Linked DNA regions of Mus musculus: region 1 is linked to region 2. Evidence: chromatin loops called from intact Hi-C (ENCODE). Cell type or tissue: left cerebral cortex. All regions are shown on one strand. Each heading gives the region's core, and the rest is flanking DNA. Links, peaks and the distances in the headings are about the cores only.

What was found. Peaks named below come from ENCODE experiments on the same cell type or tissue, not always from the same donor. Only the 100,000 strongest peaks of a DNase experiment are listed, where the experiment ranks them.
Region 1: it touches region 2 in a loop (2.4-fold over the local background); 2 of 42 quality-filtered maps call a loop at or near these places.

The regions. Positions count from the first base shown.
Region 1 is chr7:4,308,002-4,324,067 of GRCm38, forward strand. No RefSeq gene overlaps it. Among named protein-coding and RNA genes, the nearest start is that of Ncr1, 22 kb to the right of the region's middle. In left cerebral cortex, for the core only: no CTCF peak of the experiment used is centred there; a DNase peak (open chromatin) is centred at 7,724.
Region 2 is chr7:4,398,974-4,415,039 of GRCm38, forward strand. It overlaps the pseudogene Atp6v0c-ps1. Among named protein-coding and RNA genes, the nearest start is that of Gp6, 9.3 kb to the left of the region's middle. In left cerebral cortex, for the core only: no CTCF peak of the experiment used is centred there; no DNase peak of the experiment used is centred there.

The DNA of each region.
Region 1 (16,066 bases), core at 3,511-11,510, 90 kb before region 2:
TTGCAGTTTGATTACAAATTTAAGATCTTTAATTCATCTGTATATTGTAATTAAGATAATTATAAGAGTAATCATCCTTAAGAAAGAGTATCAAAAATTAGAGGCATAGACAGTTAAATTGTTCCTCTAAAACTGGTCCTTATTACAGGAGGGCCAAGATGCTCAGATTAAAAAATATTCTACGTTTAAGTTAATGTAGCCCAGAGAAGATTGTGGCCTTCTTTTATTTTACAAACAGTGCCTAAGAAAGTTTTTCCCTGTGTTCAAGAAAAGTTCTTTTTAGCTTTGTTACAGATCTATTCAGATGTTTAAAATAATGCTTAAATTCAAAGAGTTTTACTTTTAGTGAACTGGTGATCACTAGATAATTTTGCCTGTAGGTATGGCTAAAATAGCTTTACAATATGTATGAAATTTTTATTGTCTGCTTCAATACAAGAAACAAAGTTTAAATCTTTCAGTGTATATTGTTTCCTAAGTGAAAAAAAAAAAAGTATTCTATTAGCTAATGCCTCCAAAGAAAAGTTTAAAGTTCTGAAAAGTAATCGTTGCTCCATAATATTTAGAGGCAACATATTTTTAATATTTAGGATTTTAGTTACAGAAAATCTAAAAAAGAAAAATTTATTTGCTTCAAAAATTTTATTTTCAAAACCTCCAAAAGATGTTTTGTCAACAATTTAATGTTACACATGTTACTGAGATATTTTATAATTCTCAAAGAAAAGGTATTATAAAACTTTAAAAACTATACCTTCTTTAAAAACAAAGAAGGGGGGAGAGAAATTATATCCCTGTGCACATTATTTGGATCACATATTTGTTTTGGAAAAACTGGATAAAATAGTGTCTAGGGCAGATAAAAAGGATCCACTTATTGGCACTTGCCATGATCCTGTTCAGATACTTAATATGGGGAAAAGGGGGAATGTTTCTGTTTTTTCCACAGAATGCTACAAGAGCATGCTAGCTTCCAATGTGACAGGCTGACCTGTGACCTGTGAGTGCCCTGACAGTGGTGACCAAAAAGCTGTGCTGAGTACACAAAAGAGGAGAAATCGGAGAGCATCCACTTACAAACAGATAAAGAAACTTTGTATCTCCACCATGGGCTGCAGCAAGGAGTACCAACCTGGTGCCAACTTAAAATACAAACAACTAAAAAAGCTGACTCGTGAGGCAAAAAGACTGGTACAGAGAATGTACAAGATGCTTTCGTCAGAGACTGTTTTTTGCCATTCAGGCCAGCTCCTTATAGCTATGAAAGTTTGTGTACCTTACCTATATGCTTATTGTTAGATAATTTTAAGTTAAGATCGCCAATCTTGGCAAGTCTAAAATATTCATTGTAATTCTTGTCAATTAACTAATTGTGTAAATCCTAATTTAGATAAGGAATCTACTGTTATGTTTTTGTAAGAGACCTGCTTATGCTTTGCTGCCCATTAGAGTTAGAAAATGATCCTTGGTTTTAAAATCTGAAAATGCAAACTTTAAAAAGGTATCTACCACAGCTTTAGATCAGCAGCTACATACTGTCCATTTTGCTAATGATAAGCATAGGGATATTTCCATAGCTTTGTCAGAGCAACATATTATATAGATAAAAATTTAGAGGCAAAAGATGTCTTAAAGTAGTAGTCTTAGTAAGAAGACAGGATATAACATACATTAAGGCTAGAAAGGTAGAAATTTTAGACATAGCCAAGCCTTGACCGGTGTTCCACTGTCCTAAAAAGTCCTTGAGCAGACCATGGGTTTAGAATTCAGGAAGAAAGTTGACTATTCAGTGACATTCAGAATTGCCTCTGGCATTGCACTATCACTTTAATAAAAGCTAGGTCATTGCCTTACACAGGAACTTACCATCAACTAGGAAAAAGGAAGTTTAAGACCTAAAGAGGAACCAGAGTAGATACTTAGAACTGTAGATAGCTGAGTTACACCCATACACAAGTATTTACAATGGCCTAGAGGGAAGGTAGACTACCAAAACTGGTTTTTCAACCTCCCCCTGGCTTTCGACCTTGTTGCCCTCCCTTTTGGGACCCCTATTGGAACTCCTACTATTGATTTCCTTCGGTCCTTGGGCATTTCAGAAATTGACTCGATTTGTTAAATCTCAAATTGATTCATCTCTTTCAAGTGCATTTGTTTCAGTTCATTACCATTGGCTGGACGTTGGTGATAACAAGCAGGTTATTGGAGAAGAGGCAGACGCGGATGCCACTTCATCACCCTCTTCTCACGGAGAGAGACTCAATTTCCATAAAATGCTTAAGTAAGATCATTCCCCTCCCCCTAAATTCGGCCATCAGTCTCATGCCACAAATCATTTATAGATTGCCGTAGTCTGTGCTTCCGACATGGTAATATACATTCTCGCCACATTGGAAACTAAACAGTCATCCCAGGCTAGACACATCAAAAAATTAAAACTTGAAGCCGTCGCCCGTGAGAGTTGTAAGACTAAGTACTGCACAGAGATTAGTCTAGAAGCTGTTGGACAGTCTCTGAGAGGCATGTCTGATTGCATAAAGGTTGAGTGCCCCAGGGACCTTTCCCCAGAAAAAAACGGCACAGGAGCAGGTCAGGGTTACTCTGGGTAAAGATCTGTGGGCCTGAGAGTCAATCCTGTACATGGCCCCTAACATTACACACTGGGGATCAGACCTCTACCTCTACCCACGGAGCTTGCTTCATTCCTAAATCCCTTGGCTAGCCCAAGTTATATCCAAAAGATTGGAACCATTAATTCAAGCCTCATAGATGACTTGTCCTTGTGTCCTTCGTGGTTTTAGAGAATCACCCGGTGAGCAAACAGACGCTTAGGTGATCGTTAAAAACGTGGCTACAAATTTATTATACAATATGCCTTTTTAAAAATATTAAAACGGGGGAGATGTTGGGAGCCATTAAGGCAACGCTATTGTCCTGATCTCTGAATTGGGCCTCTCCCCCCAAGAAGAAAAAAGGGGTCAAAAGCGGGCCACCGACACATGGATTCCGAGAACTACGGGATGTTCCAGCCCTAGGTCATCACGGATGTCCTGACCACACCCTGATACCACCAAGTTCCTGCTTCCCCGTGTAACTGCCTAAGAATGTACATTTCTATTGCCCCCCCTCCCATAAGTACTTCTCCTTTTACTTGTATTGCCCTACCCCTCCCACTGATAAGTATCTGTACTTCCCCCTTTGCTTGTGCATTTAAACCTTGGACCTTTCTCAATACATAGGGGTCTTGATACAACTTCAGAACGGTTTCCGTGTCGTTATTCGTACAAGACCCTCGTCTCTCTCTACCCCCCATTTGGTTATTAGGAGGAGGTCCCCTCGAGATCCTCGAATAACTGGACCTGCTGGACGGGTCATGAAGGTACCCTGAAGTATTAGTCAGTGGTCTGCTAAAGGAACAAGCAAGTGCTCCAGTGTTCTCTTTAGAAAATCTGGCCTCAGGGGCCCTGTCCTGGGCTAAGTAATTGAAGAATGCACACCTGTATTACTCCAGTCTCAGTTTCTTATGCTGCTCAGATGTCACTCACCAACTTCTTCCCAATACTTATCCCTTTTGGGAGACCACCAAGAATGAATGAGAAAGATAAGGAAGACAACTGTGATGAAACCTGACTGTCTAATCTGAATATGCAGGAGCCCATGATTATCTGGAGGAAGATGTGAACACAAAAGGCAAAAATCTTAGGATCTCTATAATTGAGTGCCTTACTTTAATAATGTGCGAATAAATAATATGACGTTTCTTTAGAAAAAGAACTCACAGAGGCTGTGACAATATGCACAAGATTTGCCCAAATTCAAGCCAGATAAATTTCCAGCATGGAGAAAGGGAACTGGACCTGTACTGGCTAGATTCATGTAAAGTTGACACAAAGTATCTGAGTGGTGGAAACCTCTGTCGAGAAAATGCTTCCACAAGACTGGACTGTAGGCAAGCCTATAGAGCAAGTTTTTCATTAATGATTGTAGGTGGTGCCACCCCTGGGCTGGTGGTCCTAAGTTCTATATGAAGGCAAGCTGGTCAAGTCATGAGAAACAAGCCAGTAAGCTGGACCCTTCCATGGCTGCTGCATCAGCTCCTGCCTCCAGGTTTCTGACCTGGTTTTCTCCAGTGATGGACTACAGTATGGAAGTTTAAGACCAATAAACTATTTCCTACACCCCAAAAATATGAATCTAGATGGGACTTGTCATATGTCTATCTTTTCTGAATTTTCTCATATGAAAATCTTAGAGTAAATACAATATTGCTATATATAGTATGAATGCAGGTAAGGGGGAAACCTCACAGAATATCCAGAATTCTGTTATTATGTGCATTATAAAATGATTTTGCTTCAGCTAGAGGCTTCTATAAATTCAGAGTATAAAATCCAAGATGATCAGTCCTTCCATGAAGCACTGTGCAGGCAGAAGTTACTGATGTAAGACCATTATCAATGTGCAGCTTTCCTACACCTTGAAAGACCATGTCACCATGAATCTTCAATTTTTATCTCTTACATCGTACATTGTAAATTACTTCTATTTCATTTGACTCATGCCCCATTTCATCACTGTTATACCACTGAAAGAAAATGACAAGACACAATATGAATTTCATGTGTTCAGTATCTTAACCAGATATTCATACCAGTATTAAGTAAACTGCTTTGTAACATCTACACATACAATACTCTTGAACCAAACAATGTTTCCCAGATGGGAAAAAAATGAAGTCAAGATCATTCAGCAACAGACATTGTTTGTACATCTTGCCTTCTGCTTGTTGCTTCCTTTTAGGCTAGTGTTCACTTGCAGGGGTCTTGGGTGCAGAAATTAGAGATAAAGTCAATTTGTATCTCATGATGTCACTAAATAACCTCTGATGTTGCAGAGTTTGGGAACAGAAATGCCACAGACCCTCTTTGGTCCCTGTCAGTGTAGAACGAGTCTCTGGTTGCAGATGGACAATGAATGACAGATGCAACACAGGAGATAGTGTAGAATCTGAATGTAATTTGTCAAGTCGAGCATCGAACTTTTTATACAGAAGAATAACAAGAAACCAGGTGAGATACATCTGCCAAGTTACAGTGACACAAAACATAAGGAATGTATACATCAAAAGATGGCAGGGACCAGGCACTGTTGTTTACCTCTAAGAAAGCAGCCAGGTGTAATGCTAGTCTATTGTTAAACCCACCACCAGGGGTTCTAGTGAAGAAACCTGTCTCAGGGGGATTCCCTAACTCTCTCATGGTAAATCCACCTATTAGCTAGGCCATTGTGTATTCCTTTGTCTGGGTAAGACCCGCTATTGTCCCAAGTAAACACTCTGCAGACCTTCCCTGAGCTATTCCAGCTCCATTCTTTGTAATGCCTAATTAGTTTCACTGTCTCTACTAGAAGTAAATTTGAATGTTACTGAATAGATAACCTTCTCATTGAATTCCTACTGAATTCCAAGTTTGTCGGCTTCAAGGATTTTCTAGGATATTGGAACATTGGCGAAGGCTATGTCAGAATTCAATCTTAAAGGGCACTTATAATAAAATAATACTAAAAGAGAGCACATGGATCCATACATCAGACTAACTCGGGGATAGGGTATGAGTATACGGGTTATGAGAATGCCAAGGTTCCAGGAGGTGAGTTTCTCTGAAACTCTTTGCCTCATGAGTGCTTCCAGGCTTCTCGGCTTGTCAAGTAGACTACACTGGAGTGTGCATAGCACAGAAAAAGGAAATGATGAAGTTAAGAATACAGAGCTGTGACTCAGCTGATCCAACTCATGAACACAAGAAGTGTTGGTCCCTAAGTTTCCACAATACAGAAGAGGGATCATTTACTCACTAGTTTTAGAGTGTTTCTATACATGAAGGATAATTTCCTGAAGAATTAATCAGAGAAGGGGAGGGAATAGTTGGTCAGTGATGTCTGTCTTCCTATTAAGGAATGTCCTTTGAGGTTGGTCAGGGAAACTCACTTTACCCATTAATGTTGAACCTGTAAAGTTATAAGATGCATGGATGTGGTTTTCTTAGAGTAGGTGACTCCTTGTATTTCAAATTTTGTTGAGACAGTAGAAATACTGTGGAGAGATCTATGTGAGGAGAAATCAGGAGTGTTAGAGAATCTCATATCTGCCCTAACTGATCCCAATATTATTCCTCATGAATGTATTATGACACCTCCTATATATGCCTTGATACATAGATATCCCAATGTGTTTGGCCAGACAAGATAAGGATTCTTTGGCAAGCTCTTTAACTATTATTGTATAATCTGATACCCTGATTCAAACTTCATCTCTTCTTTAAAAAGTATTTTTACTGAAATTCAATTAAATCCTATCGCCTCTTTGTTTCTTCTCCTCTAGACTTTTCTATTACTCTTTCTCCAAGCTTTCTCATAACACCTCACATTCTTACATTGAGAGCATTTTTTTTTCATTGATCATTACAGTTACAGGTGTGAGTCCATTTCTGTACATGCACACACACATATATGGATGAGTCTGTTTTGTTTTATATATACACACATATATAACATATGAATATATATGTGTGTTTGTATATATATACATATATGCATATGTAATCTATACATAGATACATATACACATATACATGTATACACACTGACAAATATACTCATACATACATGTACATATGTACACATATACATGCATACATTGACACATATACACATTGGCACATTAATACATATATACATGACACATATACATTACACACACACACATTAAAATCAAAAGAAAAGAATCAAGAGTCTCTCTCTCCTCTCTTTCACACTCACACACACACACACACACACACACACACACAGTACCACCTCCAACATTAAAATAGCAGGAATTAGCCAGGCGTGGTGGCTCATGCCTTTAGTCCCAGCACTTGGAAGGCAGAGGCAGGCAGATTTCTGAGTTCAAGGCCAGCCTGGTCTACAAAGTGAGTTCCAGGACACCCAGGGCTACGGGCTACAGAGAAACCATGTCTCAAAAAAAAAAAACCAAACAAACAAACAAACAAACAAACAAACAAAAGCAGGAATTAATAATCTTTGGTCATTAGTATCTCTCAAAATCAATGGACTCAATTCCCCAATAAAAAGACACAGGCCAACAGACTGAATGCCTAAACAGGATCCATCATTTTGCTGTATAGAAGAAACATATATCAGGATAGCCATTACTCAAAGAAAAAGACTGCAAAAGTGTTTTCCAAGTAAATGGACACAAGAAACAACCTGTAGTAGGAATCATTCTGTTATCTAATGAAACAGACGTCCAAGCAAAAGTAATCAAAAGAGATGGGGAAGGACACTTCATACTCAACAAAGAAACACACCACCAAGAGAACTTCTCATTTCTGAAGATCCATGTCCCCAAAGCAAGTTATTCAATAAAATCAACAAAACAGACAAACCCTTAGTGAAACCAACTAAAAGACAGTACCAGAATTAACAAAATCAGAAATGAAAAGGAAGATACAACACATACTGAGGAAATTCAAACAATCACAATTACATCTTACTTCAAAAGCCTGCACTCTACAAAATTTGAAAATCTAAATGAAGTGGATAATTTTTTTAGACAGATACCAGTTACCAAAGTTAAACCAAGAGTGGGTAAACTACTAAAATAGTCCTATAACACCTAAAGAAAGAAGGAGTCACTAAAATTTCCCCAACCAAAAAAGAAAACCAGGGCCAGATGGTTTCAGTACAGAATTCTACATGACTTTCCAAGAGGAACTAATACAAATACTCCTCAAAATATTCCACAAAATAGAAACAGAAGGAATATTACTAAACTCATTCTATGAGGCCACAGTCTCTCTGATACCTAAACCACACAAAGACTCAACAAAGATAGAATTTCAGACAAATTTCCCTTATGAACATTGATGTAAAAATACTCAATAAAATTCTTGCTAACCAAATCCAAGAAAATATTAAACACATCATCCACCATGGTCAAGTAGGCTTTATCCCTGGAATACAGGGGTGATTTCATATATAAAAAATTCTGTCAGCATAATCCACCATACAAACAAGTGTGTTCATCTTCTTAGATGATGGAAAAGCCTTTGAGAAAAATCCAACTCCATTTCATGTTAAAAGTCTTAGAGAGATCAGGGATACAAGGCTTAAACACAATAATGGTAATATACAGCAAGCCAATAACCAACATCAAATTGAATGGAGAGAAACTTAAAGTAAGCTCACTAAAATCAGGGGCAAGACAAGGTTGACAACTCTCTCCCTACCTATTCAATATTGTATTCAAAGTTCTAGACAGAGCAGCTAGACAATAAAAGATCAGGGGAATAAAGATCTGAAAGGAAGAAGTCAAGGTTTCACTATTTGTAAATGATATGATAAAATAGAAAATAGACCCCAAAAAATGTTACCAGTGAACATCTATAGCTGAATAACAACTTCAGCAACATGTACAGATATAAAATGAACACAAACAAATCAGTAGCCTTCCTTTAAACAAATGATGAACTGGCTGAGAAAAAAAAAATCGGGAAACAACACCCTTCACAATAGTCACAAATAATATAAAATATCTTGGGGTAGCTCTAACCAAACAAGTGAAAGATCTGTATGAGAAGAACTTAAAGTCTTTGAAGAAAGTTATTGAAGAAGATATCAGAAGGTGGAAAGATCTCCCAGGATCATGCATTAGTAGGATTAACATAGTAAATATGGTCATTTTACCAAAAAACAATCTACACATTCAATGCAATTCCCATAAAAATCCAACACAACTCTTTACATATCTTGAAAGAACATTCTCAACTTTGTATTGAAAACCCAAAAACTCAGGATAACTAAAGTAATCCTGTACAATAAGAATTTGTGGAGATATTACCGTCCCTGGTTTCAAGCTATTCTACAAAGCAAAAATAATAAAAACTGTAGAATATTGGTTAAAAAAAAAAACAGACAAGGTGATCAATTGTATAAAATCAAAGTCCTGAAAATAAATCCAAACATGCCTATGGACACTTGATATTTCAGCCAAAACCATACAATGGGGGGAAAAAAAGAAATCATCTTCTACAACTGGTTTAATTGGATGTCAGCATGAAAAAGAATCAAATAGACCCATATCTATCTCCCTGCATAAAACTCAAGTCCAACTGGATCAAACACCTCAAAGTAAAGCCAGATACACTAAATTTAATAAAAGAAAATGTAAGAAGCTCTCTGGAACACAATGGCACAGGAGAAAAATTTCTGAACAACATACCAATAACCCAGGTACTAAGATAAATAACTAATAAACAGAACCCCATGAAACTGAAAAGCTTCTCCAAGGCTAAGGACACCATCAATTGGACAAAATGGTAGCCTACAGATTGGGAAAAGATCTGTACTAACCCTCGATCTGATAAAGGGGTAATATTCAAAATATATAAAGGACTCAAGAACTTAGACATCCACAACCAAAATAACCCAATTAAAAACTGAGGTACAGATCTAAACAGAAAATTCTCAACAGAGGAGTCAGTAATAGCCAAGAAACACTTTAAAAGGTTCAAGGCCTTAGTTGTCAGGGAAATGCAAATCAAAACAACTCTGAGATTCTACCTTGCAACCATCAGAATGGCTAAGATCAAAAACTCAAGGGAAATCACATGCTGGCAAGAATGCAGAGCAAGGTAAACACCTCCATTGCTGGTGAGACTGTAAGCTTCTACAACCATTCTAGAAATGGTTTCATATCAATTTGTTCATTTCTCAGGATCATGGGAATAGTTCTACCTCAAGACTCAGCTATACCATTCCTGGGCATATTCCCAAAAGATGATCTACTATCCTACAAGGACGCTTGCTCAACTGTGTTCACAGTAGGTTTATTCATAATAGCCAGACACTGGAAACAACCAAGATGTCCCTCCACTGAATGGATAAAGAATATGTGGTACATATATATAATTGAATACAACTCAGCTATTAAAAACAAGGACTTCATGAACTTTGTAGGCGAATGGGTGGAACTATAAAATATGATCCTAGGTGAGGTAACCCACAACCAAAAGCACAGAACTCACTTATAATTGAATATTACCCATAAAGCACTGTATAACCTTCCTAAAATCCACTGACTCAAAGAAGCCACATAACAAGGAGGGCGCAAGGGAGGATGTTTGAATATTTCTTAGAAGGGGAAATAAAATAAGATACTGGAGATAAGATAAGAGGGAGGAAATTGGGTAGTAGTGTGAAAGGAGCTGGGGTGGGTTTAGGTGTAAAAAGAGCCTGGGAGACACAATGAAAATCAGCAGTGGGTGCATGGTAGGGGCATCTCTCTGATGTGCCAGAGACCTCGGGCAGAAGTAGGCCAAAGGGTGTCTCACATAATTGTCCTCTGAGAGGCTTCACATAAGCCAATTTGGAAACAGATGCAGAGACCCATAGCCAAACATCAGAAAGAGCTTGGGAGTCTTGTGGAAGAATTGGAGGAAGGATTGAGGGACAGGAAGAGATCAGGGACTTCACAGGAAGACCATCAGTGTCAACTAACCTGGACCCTTTGGGGCTCTAAAGACTGAACCACCAATGAAAGAGTAAGCATGGACTGGACCTATCCTCATCCCACACATATGTAGCAAAAGTGCTGCTTGATCTTCACTAGGGTGTCCCAACAACTGGAGTGGGGACTGTCCCTGAATCTGTTGCCTGCCTATGGATCCCATTCTTCTAACTCAGATGGCTTGTCTGGCCTCAGGGGGAGAGAATGTGTATAGTCTTACAGTGACTTGATGAGCCAGGTGGGTGATACTCAGGGGGCTCCTGCTTCTCATAGGAGAAGAGAATGGGGGAAGAAGATCTGTGAGAAGGCATACTGAGAGGAGAAGGGGGCTGGTATTGGGATGTAACAGTATGATCTATCAAACAAAGAAACTCTGGGTAAAAAATTTTGTGAAATTGGAAATAAGTCATTGCAGCACAAAAAACAAACAAACAAACAAAAAAAACCTACAATAGCCAGGTCCCCACAATAGAAAAAGAATGTAGAATCCAAACTGGAAAAAGCTCCTACTATGAATATGACTAGCTGATTTCCATTCCCAATCCCTACCTTGTGACAGGAGAGAAATTATTCCAGCAGGTTGTAATCTGATACATACCACTGTGCCATGGTATGTATGTATGTATGTATGTATGTATGTATGTATGTATGTATATACATATATATATATATACATGCATACACACAAACTAAATGCAAAATGTTTTAAGTTAACAGAATGCTTCAATAGTACACCTAATTACTTGTAAGCTTGTATCAAGCATTATATAATCTGATGTGTAAAAGCAGAAACAGAATAAAAATTAAATGAAGAAGAATGAGTGGACTTTTCATACCATCCAAACACCAAATGAGTCATGAAAATTCATTAAAGGAACACAGAGGCTCACACATACACACAGGTAGGGGAAGATGAGATCTAGAATTAGTCTAGGTAGGGGTATGAATTTTGTTAAAATATATTGTATAAAATACTCAAGAATTTGTAAAATATTAAAAACACAGCTAATAAAGTAAACAGAAAAACCGATTTAGAGAAAACATTGAGAGCATTCTTTAAACAAAGAGAAATATGAAAACGGTCAGGTCCAAGATGGTCATTGACATGAAAGAAAATTAACACAAATAATCAAGGTCACAGAGAAATTATTATCATAAGAGACCTTCACAGAATGACAAAAGAAGCAAATGACATATAAGGACTTCTAGTACAGCTAATGGCAGATTTCTGAGCAAAGACCTGCAGACCACAAGAGACCAGGATGATCTAGTCAATGAGGTGACTGGAAAAGCAAAATAACCTGCCTATAAATGTCACAAACTGTCCTTCAGAAATGAAGTATATAAAAGATTCCTCATAAAAACAGTGGCAGAGAGAGTTCATGACCAACAGACACTGGAAATGTTCAGTTTTTTCAAGCTAAAGGAAATGGCTGGTAATTAGTTGCTACTAAATCTTCATGTAAAAATCATTTCATTTCTCTCTTCCTTTTCTCTGTCCACATATTCCCATGCTAATGGCCTTTTTCTCTTTCATATTAATGGCCTCTTCTTTAATTGATGTTATATATTGAAAACGAGTGTGTATGTGTGTATGTATGTGTGTGTATGTGTGTGTAATGTTAATGTACATATTATACACGTATATTGCTAAATATATAATGACAGCATGCTCAGTCCATATAACATTACTATATGTATATTTTTCAAGGAAAATTATTTAGTTTAGATAAATAATTGGCGAACTGTCCTTTGGAAAAGACTTTCTCCTAGTCTCACTAAGAGACTAACTAACAAGTCCCTTCCGGTCGGCAGCAGCACCAGGTAACCTTGGGCGCAGAATCAGCAGACACCCCCACAGTCCCCAGAGGACTCTCCACACGATCTTAGGATCACTGGTAAGTGGAACACAACATCAGTTCCAATCCGATTGTGACTGACTTGTGACAAAGGAACAAAGACACCAGAGCCCTTCCTGACCAGAGGCTCGAGTTCCTTTTGATCAGTTCTGGTTTCGCTTGGTTTCAAACAGACCAGACAGCTCCATGGTCCTCAAAGGAGACACCACTTCCCAGCACTGTAACATGCCCAGGATCTTAGGACAACAGGATCCCAGGATAACAGGAGCTGGGTCACACCAGTATTTCAGGGTCTCAGAGGAATTTGACTACCAAGAACTGACACACCCAGAAGCTCAGGTTCACAGGAGCCCACAATAAAAGGATCACAGAGAAAGCTGGACTCAGGAGTCCTGAATCAACTGGGAAGGTCAGGCTCCAATCAGATATATTGAGGGCAGCAAGCACTTGAGATAATCAGATGGCAGGAGGCAAGCGTAAGAACAGAAGCAACAGAAACCAAGGGTACTTGGCATCATCAGAACCAAACTGTCCCACCATAGCAAGTCCTCGATACACTATCACACCAGAAAAGAAAGACATAGATCTAAAGTCACTTCTCATGATGATGATGGAGGACTTTAAGAAGGAAATACAGGAAAACAGCTAGAAGCCTTTAAAGAGGAAACACAAAAATCCCTTAGAGAGTTACAGAAAAACACTACCAAACAGGTGATGAAATTGAACAAAACCATCCAGGATCTAAAAATGGAAGTAGAAACAATAAAGAAAACCCAAAGGGAGACAACTCTAGAGATGGAAACCCTAGGAAAGAAATCAGGAACCATAGATGCGAGCATCAGCAACAGAATACAAGAGATGGAAGAGTGAATCTCAGGGAACATGGACACAACAATCAAAGAAAATGCAAAATACAAAAAGATCCTAACTCAAAACATCCAAGAAATCCAGGACACAATGAGAAGACCAAGCCTACGGATAATAGGAGTAGATGAGAATGACTTAAAGGGCCAGCAAATGACTTCAACAAAATTATAGAAGAAAACTTCCCATACCTAAAGAAAGATATGCCCATAAACATACAAGAAGCCTAGAGAACTCCAAATAGACTGGACCAGAAAAGAAATTCTTCCTGACACATAATAATCAGAACAACAAAAACACTAAAGACAGAATATTAAAATCAGTAAGGGAAAAAGGTCAAGTAACATATAAAGGCAGGCCTATTAGAATTATTCCAGACTTCTCACCAGAGACTATGAAAGTCAGAAGATCCTGGACAGATCTTATACAGACCCTAAGAGAACACAAATGCCAGCCCAGGCTACTGTACATAGCAAAACTCTCAATTACCATAGATGGAGAAACCAAAGTATTCCATGACAAAACTAAATTCACACAATATCTTTCCATGAATCCAGCCCTTCAAAGGATAATAACAGTAAAACACCAATACAAGGACAGAAACTACGCCCTAGAAAAAGCAAGAAAGTAATCCTTCAACAAACCTAAAAGAAGACAACCACAAGAACAGAATCCCAACTCTAACAACAAAAATAACAGGAAGCAACAAATACTTTTCCTTAATGACTCTTAATATCAATGGAATCAATTCCCCAATAAAAAGACATAGACTAACAGACTGGCTACACAAACAGGACCCAACATTTTGCTGCTTACAGGAAACCCATCTCAGGGAAAAAGACAGACACTACCTCAAAGTGAAAGGCTGGAAAACAATTTTCCAAGCAAATGGTCTGAAGAAACAAGCTGAAGTAGCCATTCTAATATCAGATAAAATCGACTTCCAACCCAAAGTTATCAAAAAAGACAAGGAGGGACACTTCATATACATCAAAGGTAAAATCTTCCAAGATGAACACTCAATTCTGAATATCTATGCTCCAAACTCTAACTAAGGAAGTGAAAGATCTGTATGATAAGAACTTCAAGTCTCTGAAGAAATAAATTGAAGAAGATCTCAGAAGATGGAAAGATCTCCCATGCTCATGGATTGGCAGGATTAATATAGTCAAAATGGCTATCCTGCTGAAAGCAATCTACAGATTCAATGCAATCCCCATCAAAATTTCAACTCAATTCTTCACAGAGTTAGAAAGGCAATTTGCAAATTCATCTGGAATAATAAAAAACCTAGAATAGCAAAAACTATTCTCAACAATAAAAGAACCTCTGGTGGAATCACCATGCCTTACATTAAGCTGTACTACAGCAATTGTGATAAAACTGCATGGTACTGGTAAAATGACAGACAGGTATATAAATGGAATAGAATTGAAGACCCAGAAATGAATCCACACACCTATGGTCACTTGATCTTTGACAAGGGAGCTAAAACCATCTAGTGGAAAAAAGACGACATTTTCAACAAATGGTGCTGGCACAAATGGCAGTTATCATGTAGAAGAATGGGAATTGATCCCTTCTTATGTCCTTGTACAAAGCTTAAGTCTAAGTGGATCAAGGAACTCCACATAAAACTAGAGACACTGAACCTTATAGAGGAAAAAATGGGGAAAAGCTTAAAAGATACAGGCACAGGGGGAAAATTCCTAAAGAGAACAGCAATGGCTTGGGCTGTAAGATCAAGAATTAACAAATGGGACCTAATAATATTGCAAAGCTTCTGTAAGGCAAAAGACACTGTCAATAAGACATTTTCTAAAGTAAACAGTATTGAGGATCCCCATTACATTTTGAGTCCCTCAGTGTCTCTTCACAGAAGCCCAAAAGACACCATGATATTCTGACAATATGTAATGGGTTAAATAGATGTGACAAAGACCCACACTAAAGACCTAGTTACAACCACCTCAGCATAAGGCTAAAGAAGTCAAACTATCCTTGCCTCCACTAAAATCAGCTAGTCTTCATGTTAAGAGTTCGTCTGGCATTTGTAGTTCTGTCTTCCTTACTAAACCACTTTTATTTCAGGTCTTAAAAAAATTCATGAAGATGCTATCATGTGAAGCCATGATGCTGACATAGCCTTAGTCCAGTAAGTTTCCTGTCCATGTGTTCACACCAAAAGTTATTTGTGATAGAGAATGGTACATGGGATGTATGTGGTCTGAGTTTCTGACCACAAATTTCTACATCTGCTACTCCTTAGGCAGAAGCAAGAGTTTCGTTTTTAAATACTTAGCTCTCTGTTGCTCTTGGGTGGACTCTAAGAAGAGACAAATAATCTTTCTGTTTATAATCCAGACACTAAAGGAGTGTGTTCCCCAAAGGATGTCTAGTGGTACTCAGATTCTATTCTTTATTTTCATATTAAATTTCTTTTTATTTTCTACTAGCAGTGTTCATTATGCAGTTCAGTTTTTCTCAGAACTCACTTAGGAGACACAGACTATACTCAAACTGAGTTCTTTTCCTTCAGCCTGCCAAATGCTAGAAATACAGGTGTGCAGTACCATATATGTCTTTAACCATTTTTATTCTTGTATTTGTTGGATAAAATGGTTATTTGACTCCCAGTTCTGTCCCTGTGTGTGAATCACAGTCACTAGAGCCAGACATTTGGTCACACTGTATCTATAGTTTAAAAAAGATATCAAGAGGGGCATGATTATAGCTAGAATTCTTGACTATTAAACACTTCAGAATACCTTGCTTA
Region 2 (16,066 bases), core at 2,323-10,322:
AATTGGACTCAGGAAGTTACAAAAAGAAGATCAAAGGAAGAAGGGAGAGTAAAGGAGGAAGAGGAAAGAAAGTGAAAAGAAACACGGCTTTGTGGTCAAGTGTTTGCTGATCTTCCAGTGGACCTTAGCTAACTTCTCAACAACTACATTGGCTGGATTAACACCCACGTATAACTGCAGCTCCACAGAATCTAGTTCCATCTTCTGGCTTCTGCTGGCACCTTCATTCATATGACACACATGTATAAAAGTAAATCTGAAAGAAGAGGAGACTAACAGAGGAATGGCTACAGAAAATATGGTACATTTACACAATAGAGTACTACTCAGCTATTAAAACAATTACTTCAATGAAATTCACAGGCAAATGGATGGAACTAGAAAATATCACCCTGAGTGACATAACACAGTCACAAAAGAACACACCTGGTATGTGCTCACTGATAAATGGATATTAGGCAAAAATCTCGGAATACCCTTGATACAACTTGCAGACTATGTGAAGCCCAAAAAGAGGGAAGACCAAAGTGTGGATGCTTCAGTCCTACTTAGAAGGGGGAACAAAATAATCACAAGAGGGGGAGGATGTGAGGGACTTGGGGGGAAGAGAGGAGAGGAAGAGGAGAAAAGGAAAGCAGGATCAGGTGTGGGAGGAGATGGGGGAGATGGACAGGAAATTGAACAGAGGTGTGTAGCAATGGGGGATGAGAAAATGGGGGTACCCAAAAGAAAGTATCAGATGCCAGGAAATCAAGAGGCTCCCAGGACCCAACAAGGATGACATTATTTGAAATACCCAGCAAAGGGAAGAGAGACCCTGTAGAAACCATATCCAGAGGTTAGGCATGGCCCCAGTTGAGGGATGGGGCCACCCACCCTTCTCAGATTCTTAACCCAGAATTGCTCCTGTCTAAAGGAAATACAGGGACAAAGAGTGGAGTAAAGACTGAAGGAAAGACCATCCAGAGACTGTCCCACCTGGGGATCCATCCCATATGCAGCCACCAAACCCAGTCACTATTGCTGATGCCAAGAAGTGCTTGCTAACAGGAGCCTGATATAGCTGTCTCCTGAGAGACGCTACTAGAGCCTGACAAGTTACAGATGTGGATGCTCACAGCCAACCATTAGACCAAGCATGGGGAGCCCAATGAAGGAGTTATGGAAAGGACTGAAGGAGCTGAAAGGGTTTGCAACCTCATAGGAAGAACAGTATCAACCAACCATACACACCAGAGCTCCCAGGGACTAAACCACCAACTAAAGAGTACACATGAAGGGACCCATGGCTCCAGCTGCAAATGTAGCAGAGAATGGCCTTATCTGGCATCAGTGGAAGGGGAGGCCTTTGGTCCTGTGAAGGCCTGATGCCGCAGCATAGGAGAATGCTAGGGTGGTGAGGCAGGAGTGGGTGTGTAGGTGGGGGAGCACCTTCATAGAAGCAGGGGGAGGGGATGGGAGAGGGGGCTTCCAGAGGGGAAACTAGGAGGGGGGATAACATTTGAAATGTAAATAAATAACAATAAAAAAACTTTTTTCAAAAAGGAGACTAGAAAAGGTGATGGAGGTAAGTGTGAGCAGAGTATATGAAACATGTATAACAAAGATGTGCACTGTACACTGTGTAAAAGTCATTTATATGTCCATTGGGTGCTATGAGTTTATCAACTCCCTATAATCTGTAGGACATTTATCTTCTTCTACCACGGTATCCTCCACCACTTTCCCAAGAATGACCAAGCAAACTATATCCAAATACCTTTGCTGAAGGACTATAAGCAACAATTGGCCAAAGTCACTCTATGCACATTTAATGGACTTGTATGGAACTGTCTTCAATATACAAGCAGATGAAAGTTGTAGAAAGACCATTTATAGGAAGAAGAGAACCAGTGACAGGTGACTAGAGAAAGTAACGGAGGTAAATGTGAGCTAAGTACAGGAGACAAGTGTGAGGAAATGTCATCGTGAAACCCATTATGTTGCGACATAATTTCAAAAGTAAAATAAATAAATAAATACATCACACCCCCTTCTCCTAAGGCTCAGGAACCATAATGGAAGAGTGAGGCAGAAATATTGAAAGAGACAGATGGTAGATTACCACAAAGAATTGGTTTTGACTATACAAAGTATGGGCAACTGCTATATTTTTATATGATCAACAATGCACTTGGCCTGTTAAAACATGAATAAATGCATTGAGCCACCAAATTACAATGTCTGCAAGGTCACTAGTTAATAAGAGTGTCTTAGGCATATTGTAATCATGTAAGACCACAACTGTATATGTGACCCATGGTTGAATGAAATGGCACATTAATAAGCAACACACCACTATATACCCAGGAAAGAGTTACCAGATCTGAACTTATAAGTCTACTTCACTTTGATGTCAAATTTTATTTAAGAACTAACACACACTGGAGGCTGACCAGGTGGTTTAATAAGTGAAGGTGCTTGCTGCCAAGTCTGATGGCCTTTATTCGATCCCTAGCTCAGTAGGTAAAGGTGCTTGCCATGCAAACCCAATGACCTGGGTTTGATCTGCAGAACCCACCTAAAGGTGGACAGAGAAAACCAATTCCATCAACTTGCTCTCTGGCCTCCACATTGGGCCTTGGCATAAATACACCCATGCATACTATTATTTATTATCATTATTACTGATATTATTGCTATCATTATTATGATAGTAACACAAAAACTTCTTCCCTTCCAGCATAATGAAGGTCTCTGTACCTCCCCCCATATACCCAAAACCTGGGCCCATCCAGTCTTCTAAACTATGCCAATCTGAGGGCAAGCCAGTCTGTGTAACCTTAGCCACTAACTGCAAGTACTAATCCCACCCATAAGAGTAAAGACCATCAACCAAATTCTTCGATCAAATTAAAGCAAGCTTTATTTTCTGTCAGACAAGGCTACCTCCCTAAAGCAGAGTTTGAAAATATAGCATTGAACATGGGAAAGGGTAGGGTTTCTATAGTCCAAAAACTGCAAGATTAGGGTTTTCAAGGGTTGAGGAATTCCCAGAGGAACTTTGGTTATATAAGAATTTGATTGAACATTTTGAAGTTATCTGGCAGGATATCTTATCAGGGAATATTCAAGGTGTGAGTCAAACTCCAAGCAGTAGGAAGCAAGTCAAATCTCAGAAACAGGTAAAGCACAGTCAACTAGAATTTTGCAACAAACAGAGAAGAACTTGTTCTGACATTATAACAAAACGGCTTCCATCCTTAAGATAGAGTCTGGTTCAGAGGCAGGCAGATTTCTGAGTTCGAGGCCAGCCTGGTCTACAAAGTGAGGTCCAGGACAGCCAGGGCTATACAGAGAAACCCTGTCTCGAAAAACAAACAAACAAACAAATAAATAAATAATAGAGTCTGGTCCATTACATGAACTAAATGTAATTTTACTGAAAATTGAAACTGAAGGTTAGTTCCTTCCAAAAGTCTATGCTCTTCACTCTTTGGAAGAGGTCATTTTATTTTGTTTGTTTTGTCTACAAAGTGAGCTCCAGGACAGCCAGGGCTATACAGAGAAACCCTGTCTCGAAAAAACAAAAGCAAAAACAAAACAAAAAAAGTAAATAAATCTTTTAAGGGGCTGGAGAGATGGCTCAGTGGTTAAGAGCACTGACTGCTCTTCCGAAGGTCCTGAGTTCAAATCCCAGCAACCACATGGTGGCTCACACCCATCCATAATGAGATCTGATGCCCTTTTCTGGTGTGTCTGAAGACAGCTACAGTGTACTTACATATAATAAATAAAATCTTTTTTAAAAAATAGTTTATGCCATTATTTTTTATTTTTCATTTATTCTTCTTTCAAAATATGTTTTTCAACCTCAGCCTCCCCTCAACTCTTCCATTGTAGAGACTACCTCCAGTAGATAGGCACAGCCCCTGGTCAAGGGATGGGGCTCCCCACCCATCTCAAAGTTTTTAATGCAGAAATGTTCCTGTCCAAAGGAAGAACAGGGACCAAAAATGGAACTGAGACTGAAGGAAGGGCCATCCAGGGACTGCCCCATCTGGGGATCCATAATGTTTGCAGACACCAAACCCGACACTGTTGCTGTGGTCAAGAGGGGCTTGCTGACAGGAACCTAGTATGGTGGTTCCTTGGGAGGTCCAGCCAGCAACTGACCAATGCAGATGTGGATGCTTGGAACCAACCATCAGACTGAGCTCAGGGACCCTAGTGAGTGAGCTGTCGAAAGGGCCAGAGGAGCAGAGGGAAATTGCAACCCCATAAGAAGAACAACATCAGCTGACTGGACCACCCAGTGCTCCCAGAGACTAGACCACCAACCAAGGAGTGTACCAGGAGGGAGCTATGGCTCCAGATACATATGTATCAGAGGATGATCTTGCTTGACAGCAATGGGAGGGGAGGCTCTTGGTCCTGTGGAGGTTTGATGCCCCAGTATAGGGGAATGCTGGAGCAGTGGGGCATGAGAGGGTGGCTGGGTGGAGGAGCACCCTCATGGAGGCAAAGGGGAGGGGGAAGAGGGTGTATGTGGGATGGGGGGGTTGGTGGATGGGTAACCTAGAAGTGGGATATCATTTGAGATGTAAATGAATGGAATGATTAATAAATAATTTTTTAATTTCATACATGAATATGATGAAATATAATATCTGTGGGGAACAGATATTAAGAATGTGTATTGTTGACATGGAAACAGCACTGTAAAGGACCCCAATACTTCAGATCCACAGTAATGTCATAACCCTCCCCATGTAAGGCTCAGAGGGATAGCAAAGCTTTCCTCTGGTCCAAGAAAGAGTGTTGACAAATGATTTTACCAGCATGCACAAAAACTAGCAGCAACAAGATCCTATATAGACTACAATATGAGACTTCTTCCTTACAGAGACTTCCTACAGACACTAGTTAACTTTTCCTCTTTATACCTTAATTAATCTGAAGTAGTTGGTGCACTCCTTCAGAGTTACTCTCAGAGAAAAACCAAACTAGTTGTAGAAGTGGAAACAAAAGAAGGTAATGGGAATATGAACAAAGTACAATGGTGGGGGGCGGTTGGGGGGGTTGTTGTAAAATGTCATAATGAAGCACATTATTCTATGTGCTAGGATGTCCATCACCAAAGAGAAGAGGTGACAAAGTTTTGGAAAGAGTGTGGAGAATAGCGGACACTTGTACACTGTTGGAGGGAACATAGACTGGAACAGTCTTTGTGGAAAATGATATGGAGGTTATTAAATAAATTTGAAAAGACCTATCTATTGTGTTACCCAAATCATCTCTTCTGCATATATGCACAGGTGAATTAACATCACCACCTCATAAAGATTCTTGAAGTCCCATGTTTGTTTCAGTATTTTTCACAGTACCAAATGATGGCAAGAATTCTCTTTACTCTTGACTTATCCCTGGTGCCTGGATGTCTCCATGAGCAAACCTGAGTGATTCTACAAACCTGGAACCCAAAGTTTTACTGAAAAAGCTCTAGAGAGTGACAACCTCTTTGTTTTCTGAATTAGTTGCTTTTCTGGAGACTGTGATAAAATCAATTTGAGGAAGAGAGAAGGTCTTAGTTATTTTTCTGGTTTTTATGATTAAAAAAACTGACAAAAAGCAACTTAAGGGAGAGTCCATGGTTACAGTTCATCATGGTACAGAAGTCAAGGCAGCAGGAACCTGATATGGCTAACATATTGCACCCACAATCAAAAATAAGAAGGCAATGAATACTGCGCTCAACTGACTATCTCTACATAGTCTAGAAGCCCAATAAAGGGAATGCAATGGGCAGGTCTTCAAACCTCAATTAACGTAATCAAAATATTCTCTTACAACTATGTGTAGAGGCCAGTCTCCCAGGAGACTATAACTCATCAAGTTGACAATTGAGAATAATCATCACCAAGGGTTTATTTTGACTTAGCTTTAAGGTGTAGTCTATTATGAAAGTGAGGATACAGTAGATAGGTGTGTAGTGGTAGACACGTGATACAGATGGACGTTCTGAATCCATGGTCAGGAAGCAGAGACAGGGATCAATGAATAATGAAGTTACACTTAATTTCTACTTTATATTGAATCTAAGACCCTGCTCCATAAAATAGTATCACCTATATTCATGGTGTGTCTTTCCACTTCAGGTAAACATCTCTGGAGGAGCTCTGCAGATACACCTACAGGTTTATCTCTTAGATGATTCTGAAACCCATCAACTTAACAGCCAAGATTAAGGATAACACTGTTGAAGTGCTCTGTATCACTAATCAAAAGGAGTCCTCTTGTTCCTCTTTCAGTAGATAATGAAAATCGTGTCTTACTAAGTGTAGTAGCTATTCCTGGTTGTCATCTTGGCTATATCTACAATCCAGAACTTGAAGGCTCACCTGTGATCCTAATCTGGAGGCTGGGAGATACAAGTTTCTGACCTGGATCTTGGCATGGAGATCTTGAGGCATAGTAGCTATGTATCCCAGAAGATTGACAGGAAGATCTCTGAGTTCAAGGTCATCTGGGACAAAGCAAGTCCCAGATCCAGAGGTAGAGGCACACACCTTTAATCTGGGCCAAACCTTCTGCTGGAGGCCTACATAAGGACATTGGAAGAAGAAAGATTCACTCTCTTCTTCGCCTGCTTTGCCTCGTGGGACTGAACAACTGCTAGATCCTTGGACTTCCATTCACAGCTGCTGCTGAGCACTGTTGGGAAATTGGACTGCAGACTGTTAGTCATCAATAAATTCCCTTACTATATAGAGACTATCCATAAGTCCTGTGACTCTAGAGAACCCTGACTAAGTTAACATGAGCCCAAGGAAAGTTATCTGTTTATATCTGACAGGTACACAAGTGAGTACATGAGCAAATCACAAGGAATCACAGTTTGCTGAGTGATGTCTGTGAGCTCCAGAGTTTCTTCGTGGTTAACAAGCTTCTCCACACTTGAGTTCATTGGATCCCCAAGCTGATGGTTTGAGTTGAAGAGCATGAGAAGCTTCATTCATCATTCATGACACCCCCCTCTGCTGAAGAAATACCTGCATGCCTCATTGCTAGTTCTGGCTCTCCTCTTGGGATAATCTGTGTGTGGCATATACACAGGTCTGTGTAGACGTGTGGTGAAGAGTATTGGAGGGAAGTGAATGCATGTTCTCTTGGCATAGCTGGGCATAAGTCACCTCCTTTGAGTCTTCTGCTGCAGATGCCTGTCATCGGGAGACACCTAGGTAGGATTCTAGGAACGAAGGACAGAAAGGTAGGGAAAGCTCACCTGTGTGTGCACCTGGCTGCAGTTCTCAGGCTGAATGCATTCCAACTCATCATCTGGAAGGAAAGGTGAGAGAGTAGGCCTCTTTCACATGAGCCTTTAAGCTATATAGCTGTGTATTTTATGTTTCATAAATGACCAACAGAATCCTAGGGAAAGACAGCAACATGACGCAGCAGAGTGGCACCTCCCACCTCTTCTGTTCGTCTTTGAAGGTCTAAGTCCCCCAAGCATCCCTTTCCTCAGAGAGATGTACTCCACCTTACATTTACTGTTTTCTTCGATGTCCATGACTGGGCTGGAGCTGAGTAAAAAGAAGTTGAAAAGTTAAGTTATCCCTAAGAAATGACATATAAGTAGAATTTTTAGGAGTTAAGAATGTCCATTGAGCAGTAGGGGCCCTGGCTTCAATCTCCAGTACTCAGACAATAGTCTTAGATGGAGATGCAGAGGTGTATTTATTGGAAGAGTCAAATTTTCGTACCTCTTATATTTCACTTGGCTCGTGATCTCATCACTGCTGGTCTCTACAGAAAGACAACGATCAGCCTTAGAACCCACCAACCCCCATACACCACTCCCAGACTAATCCTTTCCCCATCCCGGAACATACTACATTTGGCCCAATGGTGCAGAGGCAGAGGAGGAAGAGGAGGAGAAGGAGGAGGAGGAAGCAGACAGCAGCAACTGTGACCCAAATCACAATGGGAGACCCAGATGGACCTGCAATGAGAAAACAGAGGTAGTCTGTTATTAAAGGTCGGTTACATTAGTTTACTCATTCAATCAGAGAATTATTGAGTGCTTACCTTATAGCAAACACAGAACTAGGTATTTAGGAAACTATAGGGAACCTACCTAACAAAACAATATGTGATTGATCATAGAGGTAGTGGCTATGATAAGTCTTATAAAATAGAGTCTTACTATGTAGCCCCAGGTGACTTCAACCCTGAGACCTTCCTGACTTCAGCTGCCTTCAGCTGGTATCATAAGCATAGCATACACCAGCATACCTAACTGATGAGAGAAATTAAATACAATACCAAAGTTCATTTGGGGAGGTGGTTCATAAAGGATAACACGCAGCCCTCTAGTGTTAGAGAAGAACTTCTTCCAGATAGTCTGGGAAGAGCATACACTAATCTTGACTGAGAGCCCGAGTGAACCACCTGCAGAAAAGACAATCACGAGACAACAGGCAAAGGGCTTTACAATAAAAATTGGAAGTCAAACATGAAATATGACATTCAGAAATTGAAAAATGTTACAATCTACAAAGACATTTCTAAATTAAATAACAGCCTACAAAGTGATGGGCAAACAGTGTCTAATATATTATATTTTGTTTGTTTTCTTTTTGTTTGTTTTAATAAAAGGGATGGAGCTTCGTAGCTAATCCTGGCAAACTCTAAGTCAACATAGCAAGGTCTTGCACATTTGTGTGCACTTCTATCGCACTAGTCACAGCAGATAGGAAATTTACACAGGGCAGCTTAGATGCACATAAATTAGACAATGTAGTATGTAGGCAGAATGGAACTTTATACATTTGGAGAGAAAAATGAAGTCATGACGCCCATAAGAAAATGGAAATCATTATATTACACCAAGTAAGCCAGACTCAGGGAGATAATACCACATGTTTTCACTCATGCAAGAAACTTACATTTAAAACTATGTGAGTGGGGCTGGTGAGATGGCTCAGTGGTTAAGAGCACCGACTGCTCTTCCAAAGGTCCTGAGTTCAAATCCCAGCAACTACATGGTGGCTCACAACCACCTGTAATAAGATCTGCCCCCCTCTTCTGGTGTGTCTGAAGTAAGCTACAGTGCACTTATGTATAACAATAAATAAATCTTTGGGCTGGAGCAAGCAGCAACTGAGCAAACAGAGTTGACCAGAGATGACAGGAGCAAGCAGAGCCAACCAAAGCAAGCAGGGGTCCTAAAAATTCAATTCCCGAGAAATGATCCATTCTTATCTCCTTGTACAAAGCTCAAGTCTAAGTAGATCAAAGAACTCCACATAAAACCAGAGACACTGAAACTTATAGTGGAGAAAGTGGGGGAAAGCCTTGAAGATATGGCCATAGGGGAAAAATTCCTGAACAAAAGAGCAATGGCTTGTGCTGTAAGATCGAGAATCAACAAATGGGAGCTCATAAAATTGCAACGCTTCTGTAAGGCAAAAGACACTGTCAATAAGACAAAAAGGCCACCAACAGATTGGTAAAGGATTTTTACCAATCCTAAATCTAATAGGGGAATAATACCTAATATATACAAAGAGCTCAAGAAGCTGGACTCCAGAAATTCAAATAAATTCAATTAAAAATGGGGTACAGAGCTAAACAAAGAATTCTCAACTGAGGAATACCAAAGGGCTGAAAAGCACCTGAAAAAAAGTTCAACATCCTTAATCATTAGGGAAATGCAAATCAAAACAACCTTGAGATTCCACCTCACACCAGTCAGAATGGCTAAGATCAAAAATTCAGGTGACAGCAGATACTGGCGAGGATGTGGAGAAAGAGGAACACTCCTCCATTGCTGGTGGAATTGCAAGCTTGTACAACCACTCTGGAAATCAGTCTGGTGGCTTCTCAGAAAATTGGACATAGTACTACCAGAAGATCCAGCAATACCTCTCCTGGACATATACCCAGAAGATGTTCCAACTTGTAATAAGGACACATGCTCCACTATGTTCATAGCAGCCTTATTTATATTAGCCAGAAGCTGGAAAGAACTCAGATGTCCCTCAACAGAGGAATGGATACAGAAAATGTGGTACATTTACACAATGGAGTACTACTCAGCTATGAAAGACAATGAATTTGTGAAATTTTGGAGCAAATGGGTGTATCTGGAGGATATCATCCTTAGTGAGGTAATCCAATCACAAAAAGTCACTAGATATGTATTCACTGATAAGTGGATATTAGCCCAGAAACTTAGAATACCCAAGATACAATTTGCAAAACACAAGAAAATCAAGAAAGAAGACCAATGTGTGGATACTTCATTCCTCCTTAGAATAGGGAACAAAATACCCATGGAAGGAGTTACAGAGACAAAGTTTGGAGCTAAGATGAAAGAATGGACCATCCAGAGACTACCCCACCTGGGGATCCATCCCATAATCAGCAACCAAACCCAGACACTATTGCATATACCAGCAAGATTTTGCTGAAAGGGCCCTGATATAGCTGTCTCGTGTGAGACTATGCCAGTGCCTGGCAAATACAGAAGTGGATGCTCACAGTCATCTATAGGATGGAACACAGGGCCCCCAAATGAGAAGCTAGAGAAAGTACCCAAGGAGCTGAAGGGGTCTGCAACCCTATAGGTGGAACAACAATATGAACTAACCAGTGCCCCCGGAGCTCTTGACTCTAGCTGCATATGTAGCAGAAGATGGCCTACTCGGCCATCATTGGGAAGAGAGGCCCCTAGGTCTTGCAAACTTTATATGCCCCAGTACAGGGGAATGCCAGGGCCAAGAAGTGGGAGTGGGTGGGTAGGGGAGCAGGGCAGTGGGAGAGTGTAGGGAACTTTTGGGATAGCATTTGAAATGTAAATAAAGAGAGTATCTAATTAATAAAAAAAAGAAAAGAAAAAAATTCAATTCCCAACAACCACATGAAGGCTCACAACCATCTGTGCAGCTACAATGTACTCATATACATAAAATAAAATAAATAAATCTTTAAAACTATGAGAGTTTGTATATTGAAACTAAAAATGGTGGCCATAAGGAAAGAGAAGTTAAGATATGTAGGAAACTGAAAGTGTAATGAAATTCTGTAACAGGAAAGCAGCAGTGGGGACTATTTTGGGGGAGAAAAAAGAAGAAGTAATGGCCTGTTTCTTCCTCCCAGTCCCATGTTCCCAGAAAAAAGACTCACACTCAAATATATTTACAAATACCTTGGCCATATAGCTGGGCTCTTCTCTGACTAGAAATAACTAAAGATAACCCCATTTATTCTAGCCTACATTCTGCCATGTGGCTGGTTACCTGTGCTCAAGTACCATGCATCCCTCATATCACATCTCCCCAGCCTACTTCTTTCCTTTCATCTCCTAAGTGACTCTCCAAATTCCTCTACCTGCTGGCTTATGACCTTCCCCCTCAGTCCATCTCATATCTCCAATGTCTCCCTGGGTCTCTCTTGAATCTCTCATTTATACTTACTATTTTCTAGAACCTTCTCTCTTCCTGCCAGTGTCCTACCTCCTATTTCCTGCCTCAGGTCATTGGCCATCAGCTTTTTTATTGACAGGTGATGTTTATAAGAGATTCTCTTTGCACAATAATAACACTTATTTTCTCAAACTCACAGAGATCTGAGTACTGGAATAAAAGATATGTCTGCCTGTGACAATACCTGACCTAAAATTTTAATGTAAACATGAACTAAACAGTCAGGAGTGTCGTATACCTTTAATCTCAGCACTTGAGAGACAGAGGTAGGCAGTCTCTCAAGGTTCTATACCTTGATTTCAAGGCCACCACAGTCTACAGAGCAAGTTCCAGGATGGGTAAACAGAGAAACCAGTCTCCAACAGCCAAAACAAAATTATTTGTTTAAAAAGAAAGCTTTATTTTCTGAAACTAGCACAAACTCTTTCAAAGTTTCTATCACCATTGGCTAGTGCTGTACTTGTCACACACAATTCAGAAGGAATGTTGCTGGGGGTTAGCAGTAAACAAGTGGTACAGCATCATTCAGAATGCATCTCACAGGGTTCCCGGATTCCACCAAGACTGGTCTGCACAGGTGAGAGTGTGGACTGCAGAGGCTAACAGCTTCTGGGACAGGCGGAACCCACAGAGCTTCTGGGGCAGACCGTGTTTCGGGCTCCAGACACCCGAGCACCTTCCCTCCCAGAGGAGAGGTGTCCGCCCCAGCCCGGGAGGGCTTTGCCACAGCATCTGGGGGAGACATCTTGGTTCCGGGATCCTGCCGAGACAACTCTGCGCAGGTGAGAGTGTGGACTAGAGAAGCTACACAAATTCTGGGACAAGCCCTGTTTTGGGCCTTCATCTTCTGCCAGGAGGCAGGTCCAAATGCCAGATATCTGTCCACCTTCCCTGCAAGAGGAGAGCTTGCCTGCAGAGAGTGCTCTAACCACTGAAACTCAGGAGAGAGCTAGTCTTCCAGGTCTGCTGATAGAGGCTAACAGAATCAAGAGAGGAACAAGCTCTAACCAGAGACAACTATAACAACTAACTCCAGAGATTACCAGATGGTGAAAAGTAAATGTAAGAATCTTACTAACAGAAACCAAGACCACTCACCATCATCAGAACCCAGCACTCCAACCTCAGCCAGACCTGGATACCCCAACACACCTGAAAAGCTAGACCCGGATTTAAAAGCATATCTCATGATGATGGTAGAGGACATCAAGAAGGACTTCAATAACTCACTTAAAGAAATACAGGAGAACACTGCTAAACAGTTACAAGTCCTTAAAGAAAAACAGGAAAACACATCCAAACAGGTGATGGAAATGAACAAAACCATACTAGACCTAAAAAGGGAAGTAGACACAATAAAGAAAACCCAAAGTGAGGCAACACTGAAAATAGAAACCCTGGGAAAAAAATCTGAAACCATAGATGCGAGCATCAGCAAAAGAATACAAGAGATGGAAGAGAGAATCTCAGGTGCAGAAGATTCCATAGAGAACATCGGCACAACAATCAAAGATAATGCAAAATGCAAAAAGATCCTAACGCAAAAAATCCAGGAACTCCAGGACACAATGAAAAAACCAAACCTATGGATAATAGGAGTAGATGAGAGTGAAGATTTTCAACTTAAAGGGCCAGCAAATATCTTCAACAAAATTGTGGAAGAAAACTTCCCAAACCTAAAGAGATGACCATGAACATACAAGAAGCCTACAGAACTCCAAATAGACTGAACCAGAAAAGAAATTCCTCCTGACACATAATAATCAGAACAACAAATACACTAAATAAATATAGAATATTAAAAGCAGTAAGGGGAGGTGCAGGAGGAGGGTGGGAGAAGGTAAAAAAAAAAAAAAAAAAAAAAAAAAAAGCAGTAAGGGGGTCGCCTTCCCATCCGCTGCCTCGATGATCTTCGCTTGCCTCCTCGCTCGCTGTCCCGTTGTCCTAGCCCACCGCCGCCCACTGAGCTTGTCCTTTCCCTGCTTGCAGGCATGGCTGACATCAAGAACAACCCCGAATATTCTTCGGTTTTCGGTGTCATGGGCGCCTCGTCCACCATGGTCTTCAGCGCCATGGGAGCCGCCTATGGCACAGCCAAGAGCGGCACTGGCATTGCAGTCATGTCAGTCATGAGGCCAGAGCTGATCATGAAGTCCATCATCCCAGTGGTTATGGCTGGGATCATCGCCATCTACGGCCTGGCGGTGGCAGTACTTATCGCTATCTCCCTGACTGATGGCATCACCCTCTACAGGTTTTCTTCAACTGGGTGCTGGCCTGAGTGTGGGGTTGAGTGGCCTGGCTGCTGGCTTTGCCATTGGCATCGTCGGAGATGCTGGTGTTCGGGGCACTGCCCAGCAGCCTCGACTGTTCGTGGGCACGATCCTGATCCTCATCTTTGCAAAGGTGCTTGGCCTCTACGGTCTCATCGTGGCCCTAATCCTCTCCACAAAGTAGTCCTTTTCCAACATCAGTCACAGGATAGGATATAAAGATCACCCCTCCTCATTCCAGAATGAACAGCCTGACGCATGCACGGGCAGCTGCCCCTCAGTAGTTGATCTTGTAAATGTGCAGTGTCCTAGTGCCCATTGTCTGTCGCCCCCGCCTTGCCCCTACTGCTCCATGCTGTGGACATATGGGCCCACTCATCTCCCACCCAGGCCCCTGACCAGTGACGAAGTCAGCCTCTGGTTACCCCACCCATCGCCCTAGAGTGCTCCTTGTGTATAAGAATGAACTAGAGTTGTCATTGTTCTCTTCACTGGATGTTTATTTATAAAAGATTTGACCTATTCATGCATCTGTGGAGCAGCTCTTGTCTCCCAACTATATAGTAATCATTAGTAGACTGTTGCCTTGTGGGGTTCCTGTTGCTGAGACTCCTTGGATGGAGCCACCTTCACCCCGGCCCTGAACAGCTAGGGTGGAGGATAGAGTGCTACTGCTCCTCAGAGCTGGCTCCCAGCTGTGTCCAATAAAAGTTCTCAGATGTGAAATAAATAAATAAATAAATAAATAATAAAAAGCAGTAAGGGAAAAAGGTCAAGTAACATATAAAGGCAGGCCTATCAGAATTACACCATATTTTTCAACAGAGACTATGAAAGCCAGACAGATGTTATATAGACACTAAGAGAACACAAATGCCAGCCCAGGCTACTATACCCAGCCAAACTCTCAATTACCGTAGATGGAAAAACCAAAATATTCCACGACAAAACCAAATTCACACATTATCTTTCCAAGAATCCAGCACTTCAAAGGATAATAACAGAAAAAAAAAAATACAAGGACAGAAAACAGGTCCTAGAAAAAGCAAGAAAGTAATCCTTCAACAAACCTAAAAGAAGACAGCCACAAGAACAGAATGCCAACTTTAACAACAAAAATAATAGGCCGGGCGTGGTGGCACATGCCTTTAATCCCAGCACTCGGGAGGCAGAGGCAGGCAGATTTCTGAGTTCGAGGCCAGCCAGGGCTATACAGAGAAACCCTGACTCGAAAAAAACCTAATAATAATAATAATAATAATAGGAAACAACAATTACTTTTCCTTAATATCTTAATATCAATGGACTCAACTCCCCAATAAAAAGACATAGACTAACAGACTGGCTACACAAACAGGACCCAACATTTTGCTGCTTACAGGAAACCCATCTAAGGGAAAAAGACAGACATTCCCTCAGAATGAAAGGCTGTAAAACAATTTTTCAGGCAAATGGTCTGAAGAAACAAACTGGAGTGGCCATTCTAATATCTAATAAAATCAACTTCAAACCCAAAGTCATCAAAAAAAAAACCAAAGAGGGGCACTTCATACTCATCAAAGGGAAAATCTTCCAAGAGGAACTCTTAATTCTGAATATCTATGCTCCAAATACAAGGGCAGCCACATTCATTGAAGAAACTTTACTAAAGATCAAAGCACACATTGCACCTCACACAATAATAGTGGGAGACTTCAACACACGACTTTCATCAATGGACAGATCATGAGAACAGAAACTAAATAGGACATAGTGAAACTAACAGAAGTTATGGAACAAATGGATCTAACAGATATCTACAGAACATTTTATCCTAAAACAAAGGGATATACCTTCTTCTCAGCACCTCATGGTACCTTCTCCAAAATTGACCATATAATTGGTCACAAAACAGGCCTCAACAGATACAAAAATATTGAAATTGTGCCATGCATCTTGTCAGATCACCATGGACTAAGGCTGATCCTCAATAACAACATAAATAATAGAAAGCCAACATTCACGTGGAAACTGAAAAAAACTCTTCTCAATGATACCTTGGTCAAAGAAGGAATACAGAAAGAAATTAAGGACTTTTTATAGTTTAATGAAAATGAAGCCACAACATACCCAAACTTATGGGACACAATGAAAGCATTTCTAAGAGGAAAACTCATAGCTCTGAGTGGCTCCAAAAAGAAACTAGAGAGAGCACACACAAGCAGCTTGACAACACACCTAAAAGCTCTAGAAGAAAAGGAAGCAAATTCACCCAACAGGAGTAGACAGCAGGAAATAATCAAACTCAGGGGTGAAATCAACCAAGTGGAAACAAGAAGAACT